Regions from separate parts of the Homo sapiens genome. Here regions 2, 3, 4, 5, 6 and 7 are each linked to region 1. The links are chromatin loops, found by intact Hi-C in ENCODE. Cell type or tissue: mammary epithelial cell. All regions are shown on one strand.

Region 1 (4,000 bases):
CATTCCTCTAGATGATAACTTGGATAGGGGGAACACTAGTCAAATAATATGTAAGGCTTTTTTTTTTTTTACAAGTCCTTGCTAAAGTGACAGTTTTAAAGATTTAGTTGGAAAAGGAAAGCTCCCAATCACCAGTCCCTTGGAAGCTTGTTGGGGGAGAAGTCATCTCACCTATTTTGGAAACTACTTGCAGATGTGGGGAAACCTCGGAATTGCTCACAACAGGGGTTTTACAGAGATTTCCTCTGATTTTTTTCCTCCCCAATTTCCCACAACCTGTGTTTGTCTTGAGTCTGCTCGGCTGACATGTGGTTTACCTCGCTGACCCTCCTGCCAGGTTTTACACCCTCTCCTCTGAAGAAGTAAAACATTACTGAAGCCGAAGGATACTGAGCAACTCTGCTCATGGGCGCCAGAACTGTCACAGAAAATTTGCTTCCCGAGTATTCCATCCAGCTTCCCTTCCTGCGCCCACGTGAGCCATAGCGCCAGCCCATCGGCAAGGTCTCAGCGTTTCCTGCTGCTGCAATCTGTAACTCGATTTTGGATTTTTTTTTTAATTGCAGTTCTGAGGATCTTAGTTCTTAGCAAAACTTTGTTGGTTAGGAGACCAACAGTAGTCTGTTTATTTTCTTACCAAAATCGTGAAGACTCGCACACTTTTCCTCCATTCCTGCGCTGCTCTAAGGTTAAACAGCAGCAAAGGAAAGAAATACACACTCGCTGTTTATTTGGGGGGAGGGGAAATATGGATTTGCAGCTAAGTTATCACGATCCTTCGCTCCACCCCCGGTCTGGCACTCTCAACTGACACGTACATCATCTATTAATTGCTGTTTGCGTACACAGATACATAATATATTCATTTTTATCTTTGGTAAAATATAAATGGAATTGTCAGCGCGCTCCTGTCTGTTTGTTTGTCTAAGGCTATCAAAAGAAGTCAAGAGAGGAGGCTGTGGTCCGGATCCTGACCCTGATTGTATGAATAAGTAAGCAGGATGCAAGTGATTGGGTTAGATGGTGCGAATATTTTTTTTTTTCAAGTTAGGAAGAGGGTAAAAAGACAGGCTGGCGGGGGGAAGGCAAACAGTGCATCCCCAAATCCTCACACTTTTGCTCTCTTGCAGTCAGTTGCTTTGCTGGCTTCTGCAGGCTTTTAAGGTCTCGCGGCGTAGAAATGCCTGGCCCCCACCCCCTTCCTCGGTCTCCCCTTTCAATTCAGATGTGCTGATGTGCAGACCGGATTCATCTTCTCGGAGCTGCGGCGGCGGCTTTGGGCTCAGGCGGCGGCGGCTCGCGCTCGGCCGCGGAGTCCTGGCAGCAGCGGGGACGCGGCGCGGGAGTCCGAGCTCTGGTGGCAGCTGAGCCCGCGGGGCGCCGCTCGCCGAGCCGCGGCCGCGGGAAGTTCGGCAGCCAGAAGGACGACCTGGCAGGCTGCGAGCGCCAGCGCCGCCAGAGCCGAGTTTGCCTGCGCCCTCCCCGCCTCCGAGTGCAGAGTTCCTTACCTGCCCTCCGCCCACCCGTGGGCCCCTAGCCAACTTCTCCCTGCGACTGGGGGTAACAGGCAGTGCTTGCCCTCTCTACTGTCCCGGCGGCATCCACATGTTTCCGGACACCTGAGCACCCCGGTCCCGCCGAGGAGCCTCCGGGTGGGGAGAAGAGCACCGGTGCCCCTAGCCCCGCACATCAGCGCGGACCGCGGCTGCCTAACCTCTGGGTCCCGTCCCCTCCTTTTCCTCCGGGGGAGGAGGATGGGGTTGGGAACGCTTTCCCCGAGGATGCTCGTGTGGCTGGTGGCCTCGGGGATTGTTTTCTACGGGGAGCTATGGGTCTGCGCTGGCCTCGATTATGATTACACTTTTGATGGGAACGAAGAGGATAAAACAGAGACTATAGATTACAAGGACCCGTGTAAAGCCGGTAAGTGGCTCTCCAGGTTGGGACGGTGGCGCGCCGGGGGCCGCTGCGCTGGGTTTCCCATGGGTGGCGGTGGGAGCTCACCTGTTTCCTTCCCTCCCGCGTCAGCCCCTCCGCCGCCCCTCCTTCTCTCCCCCTCCTTTTCCTTCCCTTCCCCACCCGCAAGTGGCAGCCGCTGCGGCCCCAGTTGACTAGAGTTCTGTGCCAGTGGGATCCACTGCCAAGCTCCCATCTCCCAGTTTGGGAATAAGGTCCTAGAGTTTCTGATCCCTCTCCCCTCCCCCAGCAAAACGAAACAAGTCGTAAATATAGCTTGCTGCTGTAGGTTTTAAATTCCAACACTCAGCGGGCTTTATGCATATGGAAGGGACACCGTCTTCTTTCCCCTCTCCCCCAGGGCGCGGTTTCCCAGCGCTTGTTCGAGAGCGAGTTGGCAGGGTTCCCCAAAAGATACAGGAGGATGGCATTGCTACCTGGAGACACCTTGGCTCCCTCTTTTACCAGGAATTTCAAGTGTGGGTTCCAGGCTAGAAAGGGATTGTGACAATCTCGGAAGAACTCACTTCTAGATGGGATTCTGATGCATTTGCCCATTTAAAATAAACTGAAAAGAAAAATGTTTTTAAGTTGCTACCCCATTCAAATTTGTGTCTTCCTTCCAGCTAACACCCCAGGGAAATGCAGTCGGACCGGCACTGCCTGAAGCTCAGCTTCTTGCCTCGCAGGGTCCCTGAATGTCCCAGGTCCTTCCCCTCCCTTCTACGCCTCTGGCGCCGCTGCCAGCCTCTCGCGCGCGCGGGGCGGCGCTTCCCTCTCGCCGCCTAAGGTCGGAGGCGCACGTGCCCGGGGCCGCTACCACGTGAGCGCAGCGCCTGAGGGCGCCCAGCACTGGCCGCGGCTCGTGTCCGGGCTTCGGGAGCTCCTGGTTCCTTGCTCTATTGGGCTGTGGCTGAGGTGATCCGCGCTCAGTGTGGACGCACAAGTAACTTCGTAAAGGTTGCATGGTGGTTGGGGCTAACCTAGCAGAGCGGTTTGTAAGCGGAAGGCACGTTAGGTTCCATCCCAAGAGGTGTGGGCTTTAGCGAAGCGCAGAGGAAGGGAGTGGACAAAGTCAAATATATCTAGGGTTCTGCAGATTCCGTGCGGGGTTGCTCTGTGACTAGCTTTTCTTCCCTTCCATAACTAGATAAGCATTATTCACCCTCTCTTGGGCCTGGAGGAAGGAGAGGTGTACACAATGAAGAAAAATGCTGGAAATTCCCTAGTTAATTTTTACCTTTGATGACCCATTGTTCTGACAAAAAGGGTATGTGTGTTGTGTTCACATTATCACATCTTTCTCGGTGCATCCTTAAATGCAGGTACTTATTTAAAAGCCAGAGTAGCTTAGCAGGAGCCTGTTAGGCTGGAACTCAGAATTCTGATTTAATTCAGTTTTGCTGATGAATTCCCTGCTGTCACTTTTAATAACTGTATCTATTTTCCCACTGAAAGTTTCTTGGGCCACCCCGGATGGTTTGGACAAGGAGATGCTGATTGCTGTGGTGGGTGACTAGTGGCTGGGCATTCAGAATCTGTTCTCTGCAACTCCTTAAATGTACTTTTTGCTAAGAAATTTCTTTTGAATAATGTTGTAACTTGCTGAAAATTGTGCGTTTTCTTGTTTGTGGTAAGGTAGAGATGAAGTACATTATTTCAAAAGATTGTCTAGGAAAACATCTACTTTGATACCCTGTTCTGTGAAAGATTCAAGCAGATAAGTATTTGCACCATGTGTATTGAAACACACCTCAGACATTAGTGTTTAGTTTCCTCAGCAAATAAACATCTAGGCAAGGAAAAAAAAAAACTTTAATAGCATTTACTTTTTGTTTCCCCTTTGATGCTGGTTTATTTTTGAATATAGCTGTTGAAAATAAAGCAACAATAAAACCAACGTTGAATGGATTATTACCCTAATCTTATTTCTTCTCTGTTTTTGAGAAGAGGCATACCAGTGCACACCTGTGTGTGTGTTCACACGCATGCATGTGTGTGTGTAATGAGAGGGAAATAAGAATGGCCTAAGTGGAGGGCTAAG
Region 2 (4,000 bases), 92 kb after region 1:
AGAAGAGAACATGTTTCCACAGTGACAGTGCTCAGGTTTACAGATTGGGAGCAGCTGTGCTTGGCTCAGTATGGACCTGATGAAGTGAAAATGTGTGGTTGGGGAGAAGTGGAAGAATGGAAGACATGGAGATATCAGTTCAGCTGCACGTTATTAAAAATTTCAGCAATTACTGAAATAACATGTGTTAAACCATATCTTTATGAGAGGTGTGTTTCAGTATCTCCTACTGCAAATCTCCCATCTGCCATGCTGTATACTAGAATCTCAAAATTTTAGGCTACATTTGGCAGAGTCTCATTAAAATTTTACTACCTAATGGGGAGATACATCTTAGCATATACATTAAAATGAATTAAGTGCTTCAAAAGAAAGATACTAGGAAAGTCATCATGGTTAAATACTTGGGCTCTGGAATCAGACTGTCTGGGTTTGAATCTGTTCTGTGATTTACTGGCTGAATTTCTGAGTTTCAATATCTTCATCAGTTTTTCAAAATCAGGGGAAAATAACTGAATGATTTAATAGGCTGTTGTGTAAAATTATTTTCACCATACTAACTTTGGTGCTAGTTACACATAGTAAGTTAGTTATGAGGATAATTATGCATAAAATGTTATGAGAGCAACATTGTAATGTACAAGCTATAAAGTATCAACACTTAATGCCTCTAGGTATGTTTGTCTGTGACTGCATGTGTTTGGGCATGATGGACCTAAGAGCTTTGACTTTAAATTCATCATGCAGATCTGGGTTCCTCCAGCCTTGATGTTTGAGATGTAACTCTGGATAGTTATTAAATCTCTCTTATATTTAGTCTCACATGTTGCAATTCCTACCTCCGAGGGTTGTTGTATGAGTATTCAAGATACTTTCCAAAAGTACAGTCAAGGCTAGGTGTGACAACTCATACCTATAATCCCAGCATGTTTAGTGGCTGAGGTGCGAGGCTAGCTTGAGGACAGGAGCCGGGAGGACAGGAGCCTGGGAAGCAATAAGAGACCTTGTCTCTACAGAAACAAAAATCACCAACAACAATTAGCTGGGCATGGTGGTGCATGACAGTAGTCCTAGCTATTCAGGCGGCTGTGGTGGGAGGATTGCTTAAGCCCAGGTGTTAGAGGTTAGAGTGAGCCATGATCACACCACTGCACTCCAGACTGAGTGACAGAGTAAGACCGTGTCTCAAAAATAAATAAATAAGTAAATAAATAAATAAATGCAATAAAAATAAATAGATCCATCTATCTTAATTACCCATGTATAATTTTAAGCATTTATATATTTTTATTTTTAATATATGAAATTATGTTGATTGATGTTATCTGGTTATGTTCAAATCATTTAGATTTCAAAAACTGCATTTTTAGTCTGTCCTTGACTTTGTTTCTATGTTAAATTAGAATAATTAAATTCTAAATATAGGTATATCATGTTGGGATAGTATTTAGACTCTGAAAAGACATAATATGTTTCTTTGTAGATAAGTTTAGATAATTTTTGATGAGGTTATATTTACTTTAAAAACCCTACATACAAAAATCTCTTTGCAAAAGATTTTATGTCAACACCCCTTTACTCTAAAGTCAGATTTAGAGCTATTTCAACCCTATGGAGCACAGCTTTGAATTTTGCAATAAATGTAGGACTCCAATATCCAACACAAATCTGTGTCACAAAACCCTGTGTTAAATTGGGCACTTTATTTCTTGGATTTTCTATCAGAGTCTTATTGACTCTTTCTTAGCACAGTATTTTTAATAAGCTTACTTATCAGCTGCATTAACCCACAGCATATTGAGTCTGAGAACTAGAAAAGGACTGAGAAAAGGTTTTGGAGGTAAATAGCAATGGCTGGAGAGAAGTACCCTACATGATCAGAGGAGGAGATGGGCACCTTCATGTCAGCATAGATACGTATTCCTGCAGTTTCCAATAACGTTCACATTGCCTACAGTGAGTCACTGAGAAAGAATGTTAACCACTATTTACAAAGACAGGCACATGTATCTTCTATTCATACTTTACTATATTGCCATCTAAGAATTTGATGTGGAATGCTCACTTACCTGAAATTCTAGAGCACATCATAGTATTAAGAGTGGTAGCATGAAGGACATTGAGTTGAACTTAGAAAATACAAGGACTAGACCGGGTGCAGTGGCTCACACTTGTAATCCCAGCACTTTGGGAGGCTGAGGTGGGTGGATCACGAGGTCAGGAGTTCAAGACCAGCGTGGCCAAGATGGCAAAACCCTGTCTCTACTAAAAATACAAAAATTAGCTGGGTGTGGTGGTGGGCGCCTGTAATCCCAGCTACTTGGGAGGCTGAGGCAGAGAACTGCTTGAACCTGGGAGGTGGAGGTTGCAGTGAGCTCAGATTGTGCCACTGCACTCCAGCCTGGACAACAGAGCAAGACTCCATCTCAAAAAAAAAAAAAAAAAAAGAAGGATTAGAGGACAGGGAGCACTAGCAAACCACCTCAATAAAGACAAAAGGGTAGAACAAAGCCATGATCACTAGACGATTGGAAAGCTGACAAGACTGGAGCAAAGGATCAAACCAGACTTTGAGGTGTGGGGACCTCCTAACTTTGTGGCTTATGGAAGTCACCCAGCATTCCAGTTAAAATGCAGATTTATGGGTTCTGTCATCACACATATGTTCCAGTGGCAACAGGTTAGGCTCAGGAATCAACATTTTTTTGTAACTTTCCAATTAATTCTAATGTTCACACTCTGAGAAATCTTACCAGGGAAGATGTATCGGGGGAACCAGCCCCCGATATTTCAATGTAGGTTATTTTCTATTTTCCCTAAGTGTCGGCTGGTCTGAGAAATAAAGGGAAAGACTACAAAAGAGAGAAATTTTAAAGCTGGGTTTCTGGGGGAGACATCACATGTCGGCAGGTTCCGTGACGTCCCTTGAGCTGCAAAACCAGCAAGTTTTTATTATGGATTTCAAAAGGGGAGGGGTGTACAAATAGGGTATGGGTCACAGAGATCACATGCCTCCAGGGCAATAAAATATCACAAGGCAAATGGGGGCAGAGAGAGATCACAGGACCAGGGTGAAATTAGAATTGCTGATGAAGTTTTATGTCCCACTGGGCACGCATTATCATTGTTAAGATCTTATCAGGAGACAGGGCTTGAGAGAAGACAACTGGTCTGACTAAAATTTACTAGGCAGGAATTTCCTAGTCCTAACAGGCCTGGGGGCGCTACAGAAGACCAGGGCTTATTTCATCCCTTATCTGCAACCGTGTAAGACAGACATTCCCAGAGCAGCCAGTTTAGATACTTCCCCCTAGGAATGCATTCTTTTTCTCAGGGCTGTTCCTTGCTGAGAAAAAGAATTCAGCGATATTTCTCCTATTCGCTTTTGTAAGAAGAGAAATATGACTCTGTTCTGTCTGGCCCCTCGGGCAGTCAGGCCCAATGGTTATCTCCCTCGTTCCCTGAAAATCGCAGCCATCTTGTTCCTTTGGATGCCCAGATTTCATATTGTTCAAACACACATGCTCTACAAACAATTTGTGCAGATAACACAATCATCACAGGATCCTGAGGTGACATACATCCTCAGCTTATGAAGAGGATTAAGAGATTAAAGACAGGCCTAGGAAATTATAAGAGCATTGATTGGGGAAGTGACAAATGTCCATGAAATCTTCACAATTTATGTTCAGAGATTGCAATAAAGACAGGCATAAGAAATTATAAAAATATTAATTTGAGGAACTCACAATTTATGTTCTTCTGCCATGGCTTTGGCCGGTCACTCCGTTTGGGGTTCCTGACTGCCCACAACAAAGATGGAAATATTTGTTAGCCATTTTGCAAAAGAGTGATGTTAAAAGCATTCCAGGAAGATTAATCTGGTTGAGTGGCATGCCAGAGGCCAATATGAAAGCTACTAATTAGTTCAGCTCAGAGGTGGTGAGAGCATGATGGGACATGCTGACAGGAACATTAGAAGGGCAGAAAAGTTATAGGG
Region 3 (4,000 bases), 140 kb before region 1:
CCACATCACAGCTAGAGGGAACTGTCAGCAACAGAAGTCAGATCATGTTATTTTTCTGCTAAAAACACCCCCAATGGTTTTCCAACGCCCTTAAAATCAACTTGAACTTCATGGCCCCAGGCTGCTCCACAGACCTCGTCTCCTACCGCTCTCCCTCATGCCCACGTGGGCCAGCCATATTGGCTTCACTCTCATGAGTATGCCAAACTCCTTTCATATCAGGAGCTTTCTCTACCCTTCTGTGTCTGGGATGCACTTTCTCCTGATCTTCACACGGCTGGTGGTGTCACTTCCTTTATGTCTCTGCCCAGATGTCACTTCCTCAGAGGGGTCTTTCTAGACACTATATCTAAAATACCCTATGTCATCTACAACCTAACTGATTAGTTGGCTTTATTTTTTTCATTGTACACGTAACAATTTCTAATGAGATTGTTATTTTATTATTAAAATGTGATTTAGGTATTAAATATTATTTAGGTATTACTGTGAGAATCCCTCATTTAGTGTAAGCTACATGTTTATCTTTATATCTCTAGCACCAAGAATAATGCCTGCCATGTGCTAATTCCTCAGTAATTATTTATTGAATTAATGAATGATGCATATATAATGTTTATTAAAGATTAACCAATGAGTGCCTTCAGTGAATTTGTTGCCATCATTTGCAGTGGATTTTGTTGCTTTTCCTTTTAAAGAATAAGCCCAAACTACAGACCACTCTTAAGAATATTATGAATGAAAAATCTGTATATCTATCATATTTTTTAAAACTATGGTTATTACATGACTAGGGTATATAGTATATTACCCTGAAAAAAATTCCACTCTCCAGCTTACTTTGGTAAGAGTATTTAATTTGCCTGAGCCAGATTTTAGTTACAAACTTCCAAATGAGTCATTGTTTCTTTGGGAACATTTATCCTACCTGTTTCCACCACTTCCTCTGGGGAGGTTAATCTAAATTCTGATAATACCAAGAAAGGCAGAACTTAAGTTTTGTTCTTATTATTAACAAGTTTAAATGACTACTTTTGAACTTTTCCTTTTATTTGAAACACATAATTGTGACTTTCTAAATTGAAGTCAGCCATTAATATATAATTCAGAGCCTACTGGATGACTTTTCTTTGTGGATACTGACGTCATTGTTCTCTTTCTCAATGGTACAAACAAAAACACTTCAGAAAGTAAACCCTTGTCTATTGTTACAGTAAGGTGCATAAGTATTCAAGCCTAATTTTTCAAGGTAACCTTTTAGGTAATTACAGACACTGTCCTGCCATTTTATGGAGGGGAACTTATTGATTTATATTTTTTTAAAAAACAAAAGGATTTGATGAAATGTTCAGTTAGCCAACCTGACAACTCTTTTATTTTTGTTTTGTAAGAGTCAAGCTTGACTTCTTACAAAATTACAATTTAGATGTTAAATGACATCTCTTAGGAACATTCAGAAATAGAGATAATTAGAAAAATAAATTTGGAAATTAGCTTGCAGGGCCCTTGGTTAGGGATCTTTGGGCATAGTGAGCCATCTCTTTAAAGAAAAATGAGGTACTATCTTTAAGAGAACTGAAGTTACCTGGACCAAATCACAGCATGGCTTATCTGCTTCCTCCCTCCCTCAAAGGTAAAATCCTCTCTGAGACACAGAAGTATCTGGTTAAATTTTATCTCAAGATAGCCTACTTGGGACAACATGCATTTACCTGCTGTGGTAGACAGAATAATGCTTCCTGGAAGATGTCCATGTCCTTCTTCCTAGAACCTGTGAATATGTTAACTTATATGGCAACAGGCATTCTGCAGATGTGATTAACAACCTTAAGATGGAGAAGCTATCCTGGGTTATCCAAGCAGGCCCAATGTAATCACAAGGGTCCTGGTAGGAGGTCAGAAGAGTCAGTGATGTGACAATAGACACAGGTCAGAGTTATGTGGCCATGAGCCAAGGAGTGTCGGCTGCCTCTAGAAGCTGGAAAAGGCAAGGAACAGACTCTCTCTTGAAGCTTCCAGAAGAAACTGGCTGTGCAAATACTCCATAGGACTCATTTTGGCCTTCTTATCTCCAGAGCTGGTAAGAGAATGAATTTGTTGTTAAAGCCACAAGGATTGTGATGATTCATTACAACAGCAATAGAAAATGAATACACCTACATTACCTTGACCACAATTTTGGGTGAAGACACTAGTTAAATATTTGCCTGAAGCTCACTCTGTACATTTGGGCATAAGAAAAGCTCTTCAGACTGTGGTTTTGAGGCAAAGTGACACAAGGGAGTACAGATCCTCTTCAGCATGTAAGTTTAGTTTAAGCTTAAGCATACTTTACATCTTAAATTTTTTAATGTATCTACTCAAATCTAGTCTAAATCTAGTGTAGTAACTCTGAGCAGAAGGCATAATTCTAATGAAAGCATAGAAAAAATCTCAAGGATTATATGTGTAGTTTGAGTAAGGCATGGCTTCGTTTCAAATGAAATGAAATCAGATCATGAGATTTAAGATTGAGAAACGCTGACTTAGAGGCACTGAGACTTGTCTACGTTTCCTGGGAAATTCTTCTTATACTTTATTTTTCCTCTTCACTATCATTATGACAGTTTCCTATTGTATTACATTTATTTAGTTCCTTAACTACACCATTGATTCCTCTGTGATTAGGATCATGCCTTAATCATTTATGTGATTCACACTTAGCACAGGGATAATGATTTAGTTTATGCTCAATATGTGTTTAATAAATTTGAATTCTCATTCTGGGATTTTAGGATCTTTTGCTGAATATCTATAATTTTAAGATCCTTTGCCAAATATTGTAGAATTTTTACCATGCAGATGCCAATGAAAGCATTTGGTACTGCTGATCAATAAATAATTGTTTGGCTCTATTAAAAACTACACACTTGTATCCTGTGTCCGATTTTTATCTCCCAATTATTTGATAAATCTTCATTGATTGTTTTATTTAAAAATTATTTTTTCTAGAATGTTAATGACAGAGCCTTTAGAAATAAGTTACATAAGATTAATGTTTTATTTTGTTGGTTGACCTCTCAGGGCTTTTTTCCATTTTGGCCTTCAGAAGTCAACAAATTAAATTATGAAACTATTTCTTCCCTTATTCTTTCACATCTTTGCTCCCTATTTTTTTCTTTTGCCTCATCCAAGTGAGGATTCTCCCGCCTGGATTTTAACTGTCTTGATTTGTAGCTGGCTCTTTTCTATAATGTACTTATGTCTTATTTTATCTGTAAACTATTATGTTAATCTGAACCCTAGAATCTTTTAAGCGACGTAATCACTTACAATGTTACCAATATCTCCTTCAGAAAATATTATTTTGATCTGAGAGTTTCAATCTAATTCATCGTGGAATTGTAAATTTCTCTGAACTACTAACTTTAGCTACCACCACTCCTATCCCTCAATGTCCCTGTTCAGAAAGAACAGGGGCCAGAAAGAGTTCTCTTTTTTTTTTGAGACAGAGTCTCGCTCTGTCGCCTAGGCTGCAGTGCAGTGGCACGATCTTGGCTCACTGCAAGCTCTGCCAAGCAAGTTCATGCCATTCTCCTGCATCAGCCTCCCGAGTAGCTGGGACTACAGGCGCCCACCACCACGCCCAGCTATTTTTTTTATTTTTGGTAGAGACGGGGTTTCACCGTGTTAGCCAAAATGGTCTCCATCTCCTGACCTCGTGATCCGCCCACCTTGGCCTCCCAAAGTGCTGGGATTACAGGCGTGAGCCACCGCGCCCAGCCCAGAAAGAGTTCTTAATTTCTTCCCTATATATATCTAAAATAAAAACCAAAAGCTTCACTGGTAAAGGTTACTACCCCATTGGATTTTTTATTCAAGTGGTCATAATTTTAAAAAATTAAATTTTGTGCACTTTGTAGACTAAGTTTTGTCTGAAAGTAGGTAACTTTGAGGTAGAGCAAACCAATGCCTCAAAAAGGGATTTCCTTTATTACCAGCTAAGGAGTATTTTTGAATA
Region 4 (4,000 bases), 340 kb before region 1:
AGGTGTGGTGGCGCGTGCCTGTAATCCCAGCTACTCCGGAGTCTGAAGCAGAAGAATTGCTTGAACCAGGGAGGCAGAGGTTGCAGTGAGCTAAGATGGTGCCACTGGACTCCAGCCTGGCGACAGAGCAAGACTCGGTCTCAAAAAAAAAAAAAAAAAATCAATTCTTAAAAAACATCTCCTATTTCTTCCATTTAACCACTACCACTCAGGCCTGGCCCTTTTGCCTTTTGTATCTGAACTTTGTCAGTGGCCCCCTAATTAGACTCCCTGACTTCAGCCTTGTCTTTCTTATTGCTGCCAAAGTAATTTTCCTAAGACCTGCCCTTTTCAACCTTAAGTGGCTGCTTCTTTCTGAGTACGCACTGTTTTTCAACTTAAAAAATCATGTACTCTTTGACAAATATAAAAATTGCATCTTTTCCTTTACTATAAATTGAAATTTCAAAATAAATATCATGAGAAAAAGAAATAAAAACAACGATATTTTGCTCCAATTAAGCTGTTAAATTGAATTTCACTCACTTTGAGCATGAAGTCCCTGCTGTTTAGCCTGGTTTGCAAAGTCCACCACAATCTCCATCAGTCCTTCCTTCTTAATACAAGCCTTCCATTCTAGTACACTGGTTTTTCATTATTTTGTGGATATATTTTTGGTATTTTGTGCTTTTGAACTTCTACTCCTTTATTGTAAAATATTTAAAGTTATACATAGAAATGGAAAAAAAAAACTCTCATGTTACTTCCATCTGATTAGGATGTCTTTTCGGAGGAGGTAATCTATGGTTAAAGGACACAAAACGGATGGAGAAAAGATGCTCTGAAATGCACACAAAGGCTGTAGGTATTTAGAAATCTCCTTATTGCTTTATGCATAGAACAGGGTGAAACACAAAGGGAACCATTTTAAAACAATCTTTTCCTCAAACACTGTAAAAAAAAAGACATATTAGTATGTAATGACACATGTAATGATAATCTCCTTAACAAACATTTAAGATCAACTTTATTTTACAATTTTGCAACAAAGACAAAGTAAAATAAAATTAGTTAATTACTTGTTACTTACTAAAGAATTACCTAAGTAGAGAAGGTTCAGTCTCTGATTTTGGAATTTCTATGCCTACCTTGCCTACTGTTCCTTCTTAGAAATCTATACTGTGAACATGCGCTACTCATAATTCTAGTTATCCTACTCATGAGAAGCACTCATTTTATGCCCTTGAATAAAAGAAGAAGAGAAGTTATTGCTTCTTTGATGGGAACAGATTTCTAGATGATAAGGCCTGCACTGCCATTCTCTCTTTGCTCTCGTAAATGTGCATCCATTCTGAAGAGGTTTCCTGTGGAAGTTAGAGAACTTCTTGTATTTCAGAACTGTCCATTTCAGATGTTAGCCAGACAAGGTGATCTTACAAGTGCACACCACCAATTCCTCCGTGTTTATATAAGAGGCAAGTAAGGGAATGTATTCCAATTTCTGTATCATATGGTGTTTTTCTTTCTATGTTATCCTTAGAAATAAATGTGGAAATTATTGAGGAAAAGATAAAACCAACCAACCAGACAAGTTACTTTTTTAAAATCACAAATGAAGTGTGATGAGAAATGAAGGCAAATAAGCTAGACAAACGTTTGGCAGAAAGGGTATAGTTCATTTCAGATTTTACTGGCTTGTTGAGTGTGCTAGAGTGTACTGTAATCCTGAAGACATTTTTTTTTCATTTTCCACAAAAGGTAAATAGCCTTTTCCAGGGACTTGAGGGTCAGTTGAGTGTAATCATATATATTTATTAGAACATAAATAATTTTATAAAATGCAGCCATTTTATGATTATAGTCAATGTCAGGAAATAAGCAGAAGTATTTTTCTTCACATACATCTAGATGGAAAGAAGTTGCTCTATGCCTCCCTTTTACTACAGTGTTCTCACAGCTCCTCTGGATTGAAGTAAATGGGAAAGTTTTTGAGGTCCATCTGACATGAGAAATCCCCTGATTACTATGAAGTCAGAAGTAGTGGAGAGATTAACGGTTTATAACTCCCAATAAAGCATTTCCTTCATAAGTCTGATTAAAGTGATTTATCAACAAAAACTTACTTATAAAAGTTGCGTGTTTGATAGACAAACATAAAAATTCAGTTTTTCATGCTGGGACATGTCAAGAACAAACATTCGTCTATTAGGGTGCCCCTCTCAACTGATGGAAAGGGACCTTGACAGGCTAGATAAGCTACTTGGGGATTTTGCCTTGGACAGCCTGTGTTCGTCTTTCAGCTGTGTAGGTAAGTCATACATTTTGTGGTCACTAGATGGCAGTATAACACCAATGAAAAATCTAGGAAAACCAATTTTTCCCAACTTCAAAGCAAGTTTAATGTATTTTTATGCTAAGGCAGTTTTAAAAAGACTCTCCAGAGTATGCTAGGAGTAAAAATATATAAACCTATTTTTTAAAAGTATCAAACCAAATTATTCTTAAGAGTGAAAAATTGTCTGACTTCCCTTTTAGCCTTCAGACAATTCAGATTTGTAACTTTGTTTATGTATCTGGAATATTCTGAAATAATCTTGTAACATTCTTTTTTCTTATTCCTTGAGGAAGTTTTGATACCTCCCAGATGCAAACAAGTGAGTGAAGAAAGATGATACTATTGTAGTCACACGAAAGAAAAAAGATAAGAAAAAACACACCTCAAAACCCACACAAATCGCGCCTACGCATAAACAACCCTTCTCAATTGTACTCAGGCATAACCATCTATATATTTGCCTTAAGTACTTTGTCACCTATGTGGTTCTTATTTAGGTTTTCTGTCTATTTCTAATGTATCTAGCAACCCTTTATTGCTTCATCAGGGCACTTTTTCCAGAAGATGATCTCTTTGTAATGCTGTCACAAATATGGAGCCTGCACTAGAATCCAATGCTAACTGCTTCTTGGTGCAGTTTATTCATTCAACACATATTGGTAAGCATCTTCTAAGTAATGGCACTGACATGGTTAGGCTTTGTGTCTCCACCCAAATCTCATCTTGAATTGTGATCCCCAGGTATTGTGGGAGAGATCTGGTGGGAGGTGATTGAATTATGGGGGCAGTTTCCCCCACGCTGTTCTTGTGAGAGTGAGTGAGTTCTCACAAGATCTGATGGTTTTATAAAGGGCTCTTCCCTCTTCTCTTGCTACGCACAGTCTTTCCAGCCTGCTGCCATGTAAGACGTACCCCTTCCCCTTATGCCATGATTGTAAGTTTCCTGAGGCCTCCCAAGCCATGTGGAACTGTAAGTCAATGAAACCTATTTTCTTTATAAATTACCCAGCTTTGGGTATGTCTTTATAGCGGTGTGAAAACAGACTAATACAGGCACTATGCAAGTTGCTAGGGGATTAGTGGTATGAAGACTCAGTCTCAGTTCTTTGTTACTTATAATCTAGCAGAAGAGAGACATTAAGTAATCTCATAATTAACAAAATTGACCAATTACAATGACGAGAAAGGCTACAAAGAGATATGTTAAGTGATTTTATAATGGGTGGTCTGATTTGATTCACTCAACAAATACTTATTAACTGTCTACTCTGTGCTTGGTACTATTCTAGGTGCTGGGGATTCATCAGTGAGCTAAGCAGATAATGATCCCTGTCCATGTGGAAATATATTTGAGCTGGGGAACACAGAAAACCCGCAAAATAAGTGCTATGGAAAAAATATGAAGACGGGATGTGAGAGAAGTGGCACTGAGGAGGAACCTGTGACTTTGACTAGTGTAGTCACAGAGGGTCTCACTGAGAGGATGTCATATGGCTTAAAGCTTTAAATAAAGGAGGGAAAGAGCCATGTGGACATCGGAGGAAGAGCTACTCTGGTTAGAGAATAGCAAATGCAAAGACCCTAGAGCAGGAACATATCTGGTGAGTTCAAGGAACCTCAAGGAGGTTAACATAACTGGAAGGGAATGAATACAGGTCTAGGGGACTTGGCCAAAGTCCCTTAGAG
Region 5 (4,000 bases), 190 kb after region 1:
TTGGTGTATAGAAATGCTTGTGATTTTTGCACATTGATTTTGTATTCTGAGACTTTGCTGAAGTTGGTTTTCAGCTTATGGAGATTTTGGGCAGAGATGATGGAGTTTTCTAAATATACAATCATGTCATCTGCAAACAGGGACAATTTGACTTCCTCTTTTCCTAATTGAATACCCTTTATTTCTTTCTCCTGCCTGATTGCCCTGGCCAGAACTTCCAACACTATGTTGAATAGGAGTGGTGAGAGAGGGCATCCCTGTCTTGTGCCAGTTTTCAAAGGGAATGCCTCCAGATTTTGCCCATTCAGTATGATATTGGCTGTGGGTTTGTCATAAATAGCTGTTATTATTTTGAGATACATCCCATCAATACCTAGTTTATTGAGAGTTTTTAGCATGAAGGGCTGTTGCATTTTGTCAAAGGCCTTTTCTGCATCTATTGAGATAATCATGTGGTTTTTGTCTTTGGTTCTGTTTATATGATGGATTACATTTATTGATTTGCTAACATCAGAGTGAACAGGTAACCTACAGAATGGGAGAAAATTTTTACAATCTACCCATCTGACAAAGTTCTAATATCCAGAATCTACAAAGAACTTAAACAAATTTACAAGAAAAAATCAAACAACCCCATCAAAAAGTGGGCGAAGGATATAAACAGACACTTCTCAAAGGAAGACATTTATGCAGCCAACAGACACATGAAAAAATGCTCATCATCACTGGCCATCAGAGAAATGCAAATCAAAACCACAATGAGATACCATCTCACACCAGTTAGAATGGTGATCATTAAAAAGTCAGGAAACCACAGGTGCTGGAGAGGATGTGGAGAAATAGGAACACTTTTACACTGTTGGTGGGACTGTAAACTAGTTCAACCATTGTGGAAGACAGTGTGACGATTCCTCAAGGATCTAGAACTAGAAATACCATTTGACCCAGCCACCCCATTACGGGGTATATACCCAAAGGATTATAAATCATGCTGCTTTAAAGACACATGCACACGTATGTTTATTGTGGCACTATTGACAATAGCAAAGACTTGGAACCAACCCAAATGTCCATCAATGATAGACTGGATTAAGAAACTGTGGCACATATACACCATGGAATACTATGCAGCCATAAAAAATGATGAGTTCATGTCCTTTGTAGAGACATGGATGAAGCTGGAAACCATCATTCTGAGCAAACTATCGCAAGGACAGAAAACCAAACACTGCATGCTCTCATTCATAGGTGGGAATTGAACAATGAGAACACTTGGATACAGGGTGGGGAACATCACGCCACACACCGGGGCCTGTCATAAGGTGGGGGGAGGGGGAAGGGATAGCATTAGGAGATATACCTAATGTAAATGATGAGTTAATGGGTGCAGCATACCAACATGGCACGTGTATACGTATGTAACAAACTTCACGTTGTGCACATGTACCCTAGAACTTAAAGTATAATAATTAAAAAAAAAAAGAAATGTGATGAACTTACATATTTCAAGGAATTGCAGAATCTTGGAACTCAATGGGCCATTTGAGCTTCTTTTTAACATTATGTGTAAGTTTTATAATGAGAAAGACTGCAATTTATCATTTTAACATACTTTACATGAAATATAATTTTCTTTTAATAAGTAAAGAAAATTATTTTTATACTATTTTTAGAGAGGTTTTTCTTTTTGAGCTACACCTTTTGAAAATGGGAATTTCCCTACCAATTCTGGGATTGATGTGAACTTAGTGTTGAATGACATCTACTCCCATAGTTTTCCCTTAAGCTATTACTGTGTTGGGTGTGACATTTTGATTTATTAATTGATAGATATTTGTAATAAGTCTAGAGGTCTGCATTCAGGAGAAAGCAGGGGAGATGGTTTTATATAATTGAGGTATTGTGTTCTGAAAGCATTATTCTCATAGTCAGGGTCACCATTCATAGAATGGCTGTTTACAAACTGTGTTAACATATTCTTGTGTTCTTTAATTTATAATCATGTTACTGTGTAGAAAGCTGTTACAGAATTCTCTGTATTTTCATAGTTTGATATCTTAGCTATTTAAAATAAAAGGCCTGAGCAAAAACTTGACTTACAGAATAATGGGTTAGGCTTAAAACATCATTATTTTATTCATTATATTGCTATTCCAAAGGAAAGTCAATGACAACATCTTTAGCCTCGGAAACAGTCTTTTATACTATATTGGAACTCTCCAAACAAAAATTGCAATTGTAACAAAGTAAGTAGAAAAGTTATTTCATTTTCCCTAGCAGCATTTTGCTTATTCATCACCTATTTAGTAGCAGAAGAACCAGTAATTTGAGTTGACATATTTCAAAGCACAGATCTTGCCCCAGGGTTCAATCATATGCATTGTTAAACCTTGCTAATTACATATTTATGTAATAAGGTCATTCATGCAAGATTTGTTCTTGAACATGTGCCCTGTTGGAACTTTGGAAAAGTATATTATGGAAACATCTGTTAGTGGCCATAAAATTGCTTAAGAATACCTGGCATTCATTTAGCTTCTTCCATTTTAGTGTTGTTAGTATATTATATATAAATCAGAATGAGGCTACCTTATTTTAATATAAATTCTTACCTCCTTTGCACTGAATAGAATTCCTATGTGTTTGCAGTCCTGCAGCAACCCTACAGAGTAACTTCACAGCACTCAGCAACAAAAAGAAATTAAGAAATATCAGTCCTTTTAGTAAGTTTAAAAAGCAAATAATCTTTTTTATTATACATCAAGTATCCATCTTTCTCTTTTAAAGTTACTAATGGTGCTGTTCTCATTAGAATGTGGTGTTTCTGGGAGACAGTACTGGACTAAGCCGAACTCCTTGTTGTTAATCACCAGTGCCATGTATGACAAGTATCATTTTGGACAAGCTATATAAAAATCTCTGAACTTCAGTTTTCTCATCTCTACAATGGAAAGAGCTATTTCTATTGCTAGTAGTTGTGTGCTGGGATTACAGGCATGAGTCACTGTGTCTGACCTGATTTTTTTCCTTACCTGTTAGTTCTAGTTTGACTACCGTAAGAGTAAAATGGGAAAAATAAGATATGTTTTTTTAAGATAAATGTCAATCATCTTGTACTCACAAATCTGGCAACTGATAACCACATTTTTTTCTAGGTTTGCAAATATGATTATGTGGAGATCTGGAGTGGTCTTTCCTCTGAGTCTAAACTGCATGGCAAATTCTGTGGCGCTGAAGTGCCTGAAGTGATCACATCCCAGTTCAACAATATGAGAATTGAATTCAAATCTGACAATACTGTATCCAAGAAGGGCTTCAAAGCACATTTTTTCTCAGGTATAAGCATTCACATGTTGTATGTGTATATTACAGATTTTCAATGTGGGTTGGATTAAATTGTATGTGATCTATTTTTCATAGTTTTCTGTAAATGCAACTTGAAGATAAGTAGGCCTTACAAACAACACAAAAATAATTATAGCAATATTTTTATACAGTGACTTTACTCTTTACAGGTGGATGGGAATAATGATACAAGACCTCCAAAAAGGGGCAGATTTTTCAAAATAATTTTGCTTTGTGTTCGGAAAATGTAGTCTCATTTTAGCAACAGTTTTTTATCTTTTTATTTAGCAATGTATTTTTTCTTATTTTAATATATTTTCATTATTATTAAGTTAATATTAAAATTGTGCTTAGCCTCATCATTATAGAAATGGTTGCAGTAAGAAACCTAGGAACATGGAAATTATAATTTTACTAAATATAATATATTGTCAGCTGTATTTAATGGTTTGCACTTTTGTGTTTCAAATTTAACATTTAGTTTAAGCAGCTCAAAGTAAAATTTCCTTCTTAAAGAGCTGAAATTTTATAAAACTCCCCAGATTTTATGGAAATATATAAAAAACCAAGACATTTTTTTCTCAATCTCAGAATCATGCTTTATAAAAACATTATTTTGAAACTTCCAAAGTAGATAAAATTGCAATAAACCTTA
Region 6 (4,000 bases), 140 kb after region 1:
ATTCTGAGTGTGATGTCATATCTCGTTGTGGTTTTGACTTAACATTTCTCTGATGATTAGTGAACATCCTTTTATATGCTCGGTGGCATTTGTATATCATCTTTGGAGAAATCTTTATTTAAGTCCTATGCCCATGTCTAAATCAGGTTATTTGATTATTTTGTTGTTGAGTAGTAGAAGTTCTTTGTATATTCTGATTAAACCACTTAATTTATATATGTATATATATAAATATAAATATTGGAAATTTTTTTTCCATTTCTTAGGTTGCCTTTTCATTCAGTTGGCTGTGTCCTTTGATGTACACAATGCTGTATGTTTGATGTCATCCTGTTTGTCTATTTTGGTTTTATTGACTGTGCTTTCTGTGACATATCCAAGAAATCCTGGTCACATGCAACACCATGAAGCTTTCCCCTTGTGTTTTATTCTAGAAGTTGTATAGTTTGGGTCTTATGTTTATTTATTTAATGCATTGAGTTAATTTTTTAAAGTGTTTTTTTTAAAAAAGAGACCAATTTTATTATTCTATATGTAGATATCCAGTTTTCTCAGTGTCATTTGTTGAAAAAACTGTCATTTCCTAATTGAGGAATCTTGACACCCTTGTCAAAGATAATATGATCTCGTATATGATGGTTTATTTCTGTGCTCTCTCTTTTATTTCACCCGTCTATAGATCTGTCTTTATACCAATACTGCACTGTTTTGATTACTGTAGCTTTGTAATATGTTTTGAAATCAGTTCTGCAAAGTTGGAGTGTGAATTTTTCAAATATTTTTTCTTTTTCAAAACTGTTTTAGCTATTTGGTGTATCTTGAGATCATATAGGATTTTTAGGATAAATTTTTCTATTTCAGCAAAAAAAATGTTGGGATTCTGATAGAAATTGCATTGAATCTGTAGATCACTTTGGATGTATTAACATCTTAACAGTGTTAAGTGTTTCAATTCAGGAACAAGGGATCTTTGTCTCTTCTTTAATTTCTTTCAGCAGTGTCTTTAGTTTTCAGTGTAAAATCTTTCACTTCTTTGGTTAAGTTTTTTTCTAAGGTTTTTTTTATGCTGTTGTGAATGGAATCAGTTATCTTTTGGATTGTTTGTTGTAAATGCATAAAAATGCAGCTATTTTTGCATTTTGATTTTATATCCCATGACTTTGCTTAATTCGTTGACTGGTTCTAACGGATTTTGTGTGTGTGTGGAACAGTTAGAATTTTCTGTGTATAAGATCAAGTCATTTCCAAACAGTGAGAATTTTACTTCTTTCTGTCCAATTTGGATGGCTTTTATTTTGCTTTATTTTTTCTCGTTGTCCTGGCTGGGGCTTTCAGTACTGTGTTGAATATAAGTGACAAGGGTGGGCATCCTTGCCTTGTTCCTTATCTTAAAAGAAAATATTTCAGGTTTTCACCATTGATTATGACATTAGGTGTGGGATTTTTATATATAGTTTTTATTATGTTGAGGTAGCTTCCTCCTATTCCTAGATTTTTGTGTGTTTATTATGAAAGGGTGTTGAATCTGTCAAATACTTCTTCTATATCAGCTAACATGATCATATGGTTTTTGTTCTTTATTCTGTTAATGTAGGTATTTGAAGTTTCTTAGTTTTAAAAATTCTGAACTCACAGAGTCTATAAAAGTTCCAATTGTTTTTATGATGTTGCCCATCAATATATTTAGGAAATCACTTATGGGAAGAACAGGAATGTATCTATAGGGTCTTTATATGAGTGACTATTTTGTAATATACATGCTTCTGAACTGTGGACTGCCCATTTTTCATTTAAAAAGTCGTAAAATTTTACAAATTTTTGTTAAAAGTATAGCTGATTTGCTCTTTCAATGTAGTTAGAACAAATCAAGAATAGTAAGTGAACCATGATATGATCTGTCTCTGCCTATTGATAGTGGCTCACTGAGGAGGTTCAGTAAGATTTTGCATTGCTTACTTGTCAGGATATGGAGAAGAATAATTGTTAACTTCCTGACCACAAAAAAGAAGAAAAGCATGAGTGACTAACTCCCTTGAAATGGAAGGGAGATTACCTTAGTAGACAGAATGAAACAAAATTCATAATTCTGTTGTCTGAAATTGAATATATTCTCTCCAAGATGTCATTGACCTTTTCAAATTGAACCTTTTTTTGGAAGTTAGGAAAAAATCGAACCCCAGAGGCCACAAATTTGTTTTTAGAAATAGAAAAAGAAAATGGTAAATGCTTTGTTAGTACTGAAGTACTACAGAAATTTAATACTCCATTAATTTGGGTTTATGTAATTAATGTATCTGTTGACTCATGCCTCAAGTTACAAGGCCTTTCTCAATGCTACCTTGTAACTCATTTCTTTTTCAATTACACTGGCCTGCCTGGAGTGGTTTCTTATGAACTATGCACAGATCTCACTTTTGATGGTCAATTCCCGTAAATCACTAGCTCTACTTCTCTCCTGTCTTTTCAGACAATGTACATATGGAGTTCTGTAGATGTTTAGATCTTGTAGTAAAGAGTTCCAGTCTCCCTATTTGAGTTAGTGTTATCTATAGATCAGTGCCCTTTCCCTTACCTTGGAGCTAGGGCAGTTAGTAATAAAATTGCTCATAGATCATATTACTCCTCTGCTTACCATTTTCCTATAGATTAACAGTTGTCCTCAGAGTAAAAGTTAAATTATCTGGCTGGTGCTCAGACATTTTAGGGGTCCTCTCATTTCTGAGCTGTTGTGTTTCTTGTTCTTTCTGTCTGGAAACACTGTACTGCCCGTTACCCATATTTCTCTGATCTTCACTTTCTTCATGTGTGACTAAAATGTCAATTTTCAAGTGAGTTTCACTTTGATCACTCTATTTAAAAGCAGCCCATCACTGCACAATCAATATCCATCTTCTCACCTTTATTTTTCTCGATAGTACCTATTACTACCTGGATTATTAATCATTTGTTTAATGTCTCTTTCCTCATATTTGAATATTAGAATCATAAAGGAAGGAATTTCTGTTTGTTTTATTTACTGCTACAAATCCAGACCTAGAACTATTTCCTAATGGAGGCTAAGTAGAGCTGAAAATGCTGTTCTTTTAATGCAAGCGTTAGTTTAAATGCATTAAATTCATTTATAAGTTTTGGAAGGAAGTGCTGCATCATTTTCTCAATTTAAAAGATATTATAAAATTTTATTTCTTAATTTAAAATATTTTTATAGAAAGGTTTTTTGTTGTTGTTTGTTTTTGGTAAATCCACAAACACACAACTCATACTTCTCAAACCCTTGGAATAGCCTCCCAGTTCATTTAACTTTTAAGCTCCCACTTCTTTAGGGCTATAAATATTTGACATACATTTAAAAAATTAGAAAGTATTTTTAGGGCACTATATTCAGAACTTTAGATCATGCATATTAGGAAAAATTAGTGAATCTTTTACCACAATCTTGAGTCCCAAACAACTCACTATCTGTAGTTTAACATTATTATGCCATTGATTAGGTTTTCTTATTTACTAGTTTTACCATAGAAAAATTGAAAAAATTGCTTTAAACTGCCCTAAGTTTTGGCATTCTTTGTTTTTTTTTATCTTTTTTTTAACATATGCTGTAATACTTGGACTTCTAAGAATACTTAGGTTAAATTAGTAGTTTAATTCAGAAAAATTAACCTATGTATATTTTGTTTTACTCTTAACAATTTTAGTAACTTCAACATTATTTACTGTAGTTTGCTATTGGGGAAATAGACCTCTATGAGGAATCATTGTTTCACAACCTGATAATCTAAGGAATTCTTAGATCTGCTTGGGAAACCAAAACAAATGTCATGGTGTACTTTGTGGGGGATTATAAGGTATTCCATATTTTTAAGAACATACATGTTTCAAGGAAACAAATGAATGTCATCATTGAGTTTATACTAGGCATACACATTTAACATGCTTTTTTTTCTACTTTGATGAAAGTGTTTTGAAAGCCTGATACACTGCTTAAAGCACACAAGGTGTA
Region 7 (4,000 bases), 210 kb after region 1:
TGATGTGGAGGGCTAAAAGGCTGACTCAGCTGGGACAACCATAGCACCTACACATGACCGTTGCAACATGGCGGTCTCAAAGGAACCAGACTCTTTTCTGTCAATCCTGGATCCCCAAAGTGTCCCAAGAGGCCATGGAAGCCTCAGAAGCCCTTGAATGTAACTTTCGGAACATTCTGTTGGTAAAGCAAATCGCTAAGTCTGGCCAGGATTCAAAGGGAGGAGAATTAGACTAGAAACACACAACCTTGCCTTCCCAATTTAGACTACTGACCTCCACAGCTGTAGAAGAATAAATTTGTGTTGTTTTAAGGCATTAAATGTTTGGCAGTCTGCTACAGCCAAGACACACAAAAAACACATTTGCTTTGTTTTTATTATGCGTGTGTGTGTTTATTTAAGCATGAGGTACTGACTGCATGATTATAGCTTTAAAATACAAAGAAATTGCAGTCAAAAGATGCTTGGGGAAAAAAAAGTCTTCTTGCTAGAAAAGGGACAAAGTTCTAAATGTGTAAGTACAAGTATCTGTTATCCCTGTTTTTATCCTGTCTTGGTTCTGAAAGACTCTGATCATTAAATTTGAGGGTACCTTTTTACCTTTTGAATTAATGTTCATTCAAAACAAAATACAAACAAACAAAGTTCTAGGCATCCAAGCATACTTCAATAAGCTAATGTGCTTCTATCATTTTTAGTTGATTTATCATATCCTTGAGTTTTGGAGTTCTGCTATATAACATACAGTTACAAGTTATAGCTTTATATATGGGATATTTAAAAAACAAAAACATCTACAACTGTTAAATAATTATCCATCATAAATCCATAAAAATATATTTGATCACAGTTATAGAGGACTCATGGAGAAAAAAGGTTCTTTTGAATCAGGAGACTGAGGTTTGTACTCCATGACGCCATTTTTTTCCAGTGGCCTCTAATCCTTCAAATATTTTGTGGGAAACCAAATGCCAGCTTTTACCAAAAACAGGATAAGGTGAAAGATGGCTGGGACTGGGGACCTCTAAAGCTTATCTTACAGTTGCTCAAATTGCATCAGTCTCTTTACTTCTTTTAGTTTAAATGTTCACCCTTGCTAAATTTTATTTCTGCATTAAGTGCTATCATTTTACTATCTTGTCCTTTGTGAATATATGCAGTTACTCTGTAAGGCCTCATTCTTTAGCTATTGCCTGTATGTTCAATAAAAGAACCTCTACAGATGTTCATATGAGAGAACAGCGTCTGGAAGCCTGGCCAGGGGCCAGCCAGGTAGATTAGGCTTGCTTGGGTGTTCCAGAAATAAAGTTATTATTTCCACAGCCTATAACGAGAGTTCAATTTTATTTCTTTTGAATTGGACTCCTTAATCTCTTAGCTTGCTTGTCTTGTGGGAAATGCATTAGGATTTCTGACTAGGGCCCATGGTTATTCACTTTATTTTTGGCCTTTCTAAAACCCAGATTAGTAACCCTGAAATTATAGAAATATAATCATGGAATGAGTATGCTTTAAAGTTTTTTAATACCCAAATACTTATAAAGTCTTAAACACTTAAGAAAAATATTTAAGTCTACCAAAGGAAGATAGTGCTTGAGTGGAAATCCAAGTTCCTTACAGCTTTATACATTCAGCCTTGCTGGCTATCCTGTCTCCATTGTGAACTTCCAAGACTTTTCGGGAAACTAAGTGTCTTCTGGGGACATTTCTGCGGCATTGGTTCCTGGTGGTTGGAAATGTGCACATTCTTTATTATTTAGATATTGAGATTCATGGTTCAGCTTGTGTTGTAGAATAAAGTGATAAATGGCATATCACACCTTGTCATCATGAACTCTGAAAAATATTTTAGAAGTTTTTCCTTTCCGAAGAGTTCCTATAATACATTTCTATGGCCTGGAAATATTTTCTGTTGATGTAAAGTCACTGTGTATGGAAGGTTCTCTGTGTGGGTATCTTTACTATACAAGGGACAGACTTCCGAGATCTCAGCCTGTGAATTAGTCACACCTTTGCTTGTGTGTGGTGGAGCTTTTAGTTCAGGCTGATTTCTGGAAAAGGACCACCCAGCCTTGGCATTTGACCTAACAAGTTGCTACCTATTCCAAAAAGAAAATTCATTAATACCTTAATGAATGAGAGTTGTCTGCATTACTAGAGTATATGTCAGCTATGGAACCTTTGACTAATATGACTCTTACAGACTCAGTCTGATTCCACCAGTAATTTGATAAAGAGCTGTAGCCAGTTGGCACCAGACCAGCTGTCAGTATGGCCCCCAGCACACCAGCTCAATGCTACTTTGTGTGGTGTTGCTCCGTTCTGTTAAGCAGATGTTATGATTTAGGCCAGACGTCCTGCGTTTCATTAGGAAGAAAAATAGTCACCTATTTATCTCATTCATTCAGTCTTCAATGGACCAATCAACGGACTGAACATGTGTGGTCTGTAAACTCTGATTCCAGCTTTAGCCATTACTTATAGCAAATACTTTAGAATGCCACTACCTCCAACTTTCTTAAAATACTCTCTTCTATGCAGCAGGTTTCCCTGGTTCTTTGCTCTTTATATTTACAGATTAGTGACTTTAAATCACAATCAAAAGAGATACTTGCTCAACATGCAGTGGTTTTCAGATATTCTTTTCCTGAACCAATGTTTTTCCTCTTGAAATAACATTATATTTATAATTCAGAAGCTTAGTTTCATATTTAGTAAAGAACTCTAGGTGCGGTTAAGCCAATTTTCTCATAGTGGTTTCCTATCAATTACAAACTGATGTTAGGAGTGTATATATGTACACAATGGTAATAGAAGCAGACTGCTATTTCATGAGAGGCAGAAAATGAGATTTAGTAGGCCCTGTCTGTAGAATTTTCATACTTGAGGTTGGCCATAAACGTCAGCTAGGTTTTTGGGTAAATACATTGACAGGTTTATGCAAACATCCATATACTTATTCAGAATCTTCTGCATCCTACGCAATGTGTGTACTCCACTGGGTTACAGAGATTAACAAGTGACACATTCCTTCAGTTATCACCTGCTTTGCATGTTGTGCTTCAGGATAAATAGACTCTACTGATGTCTCCTTGTTCACTGTATTTCCCTACGCTGTCTTCTCTTTCCAGTGAGATTCTTTGTGGTATGTTCAGTCTTTTTGTACTAGCCAGTATCTTTGATCAAATGAAGTAAGCCTTCCTTTTCATCCATAATGATTATAACAAACAATTACTCTAATGCTTATTGGTTATAATTTTTTTTATTTCTACTTTTTAAGTAGAGTGCAGTGGAAAGAGACAAAAGAGAGATCAGCTTTTTTTCCCCCTTTTCTTTCTTCCGTTAAGTAACTCCATTCCTTTCTTCTACTCCCTAGTTAATATGAATTGTTTATTTCATTTCTTTCCTCACTCCTCCGAAGTCAGAAGTGATAGTGGGTGATGTAGTGTGGTATGGAATAGACAGTGGATTCACACTGAGACAGAGCAATTTTTAGTCTCTTTTGTTTTGTATGTCTTCAATTAGACTGAACATTATGATCACTTCAGTAAAACTGTATCAAAGAAAATAAGTATATTAAAATTTATGTGCCAATATTTTGTTGGAGGGATTATAGCAAATTAACAAAGTTTGAAATATATTTCATACTTTTTCATGTTTATTTGCTTTATAATATTTTAGTTTTCTTCTATAGACTTAAGTAGGAATGGCGGCTTTATTTCTTCAATGTATGATGGTTTTTCTGGGGAAAGGAAAGAGCCTTTGGCAATGGCAAATAACCTGTAATTTATGTAATTATTAATAGCTTGGACAATATTATTTTCAGTCCATCTCAATTAAACTTTGCTTTGTGATCTGTAGTGTGTTATACATTTAATTATTTTTTATTTTAAATGTGCTAAGTCACACAGATGAAAATTACAACACAGGTAAATTAGAATAGTTTTTAAATGTCATAAATAAGAGCAAAGCATTCAAACTCTCCAAGATGTCCAATATT

The links. Hi-C counts contacts between places; a loop is a spot of excess contacts. Peaks named below come from ENCODE experiments on the same cell type or tissue, not always from the same donor. Only the 100,000 strongest peaks of a DNase experiment are listed, where the experiment ranks them.
Region 2: it touches region 1 in a loop (8-fold over the local background); 2 of 110 quality-filtered maps call a loop at or near these places.
Region 3: it touches region 1 in a loop (14-fold over the local background); 2 of 110 quality-filtered maps call a loop at or near these places.
Region 4: it touches region 1 in a loop (4-fold over the local background); 12 of 110 quality-filtered maps call a loop at or near these places.
Region 5: a loop joins it to region 1, with 9 times the contacts of the local background. A loop is called at or near these places in 3 of 110 quality-filtered maps.
Region 6: a loop joins it to region 1, with 9 times the contacts of the local background. A loop is called at or near these places in 3 of 110 quality-filtered maps.
Region 7: a loop joins it to region 1, with 6 times the contacts of the local background. A loop is called at or near these places in 21 of 110 quality-filtered maps.

What each region holds. Positions count from the first base shown.
Region 1 is chr4:165,872,151-165,876,150 of GRCh38, forward strand. It overlaps TLL1 (tolloid like 1), which reads left to right and starts at 1,087. Exons shown (of 21, transcript NM_012464.5): 1 at 1,087-1,923. The coding sequence starts at 1,755. In mammary epithelial cell, no CTCF peak of the experiment used is centred here; a DNase peak (open chromatin) is centred at 1,571; H3K4me3 peaks cover 3,363 bases; H3K27ac peaks cover 3,154 bases.
Region 2 is chr4:165,963,750-165,967,749 of GRCh38, forward strand. All of the region lies in intron 1 of TLL1 (tolloid like 1), which reads left to right. Among named protein-coding and RNA genes, the nearest start is that of TLL1, 93 kb to the left of the region's middle. RefSeq lists an enhancer at 3,115-4,000. In mammary epithelial cell, no CTCF peak of the experiment used is centred here; DNase peaks (open chromatin) are centred at 1,022, 1,972 and 3,952; H3K27ac peaks cover 3,715 bases.
Region 3 is chr4:165,736,619-165,740,618 of GRCh38, forward strand. The region is part of intron 4 of LINC01179 (long intergenic non-protein coding RNA 1179); the gene reads left to right. LOC101928131 (a long non-coding RNA gene) reads right to left here. Exons shown (of 4, transcript NR_121677.1): 2 at 1,713-2,077. Among named protein-coding and RNA genes, the nearest start is that of LINC01179, 54 kb to the left of the region's middle. In mammary epithelial cell, no CTCF peak of the experiment used is centred here; a DNase peak (open chromatin) is centred at 2,143; H3K4me3 peaks cover 822 bases; H3K27ac peaks cover 2,915 bases.
Region 4 is chr4:165,534,898-165,538,897 of GRCh38, forward strand. No RefSeq gene overlaps it. Among named protein-coding and RNA genes, the nearest start is that of LINC01179, 150 kb to the right of the region's middle. In mammary epithelial cell, a CTCF peak has its summit at 2,314 (motif pointing right); no DNase peak of the experiment used is centred here.
Region 5 is chr4:166,062,528-166,066,527 of GRCh38, forward strand. It overlaps TLL1 (tolloid like 1), which reads left to right. Exons shown (of 21, transcript NM_012464.5): 16 at 3,156-3,336. Among named protein-coding and RNA genes, the nearest start is that of TLL1, 190 kb to the left of the region's middle. In mammary epithelial cell, no CTCF peak of the experiment used is centred here; a DNase peak (open chromatin) is centred at 2,354; H3K27ac peaks cover 869 bases.
Region 6 is chr4:166,010,329-166,014,328 of GRCh38, forward strand. All of the region lies in intron 7 of TLL1 (tolloid like 1), which reads left to right. Among named protein-coding and RNA genes, the nearest start is that of TLL1, 140 kb to the left of the region's middle. In mammary epithelial cell, no CTCF peak of the experiment used is centred here; a DNase peak (open chromatin) is centred at 2,003; H3K27ac peaks cover 2,784 bases.
Region 7 is chr4:166,086,513-166,090,512 of GRCh38, forward strand. The region is part of intron 18 of TLL1 (tolloid like 1); the gene reads left to right. Among named protein-coding and RNA genes, the nearest start is that of TLL1, 220 kb to the left of the region's middle. In mammary epithelial cell, no CTCF peak of the experiment used is centred here; no DNase peak of the experiment used is centred here.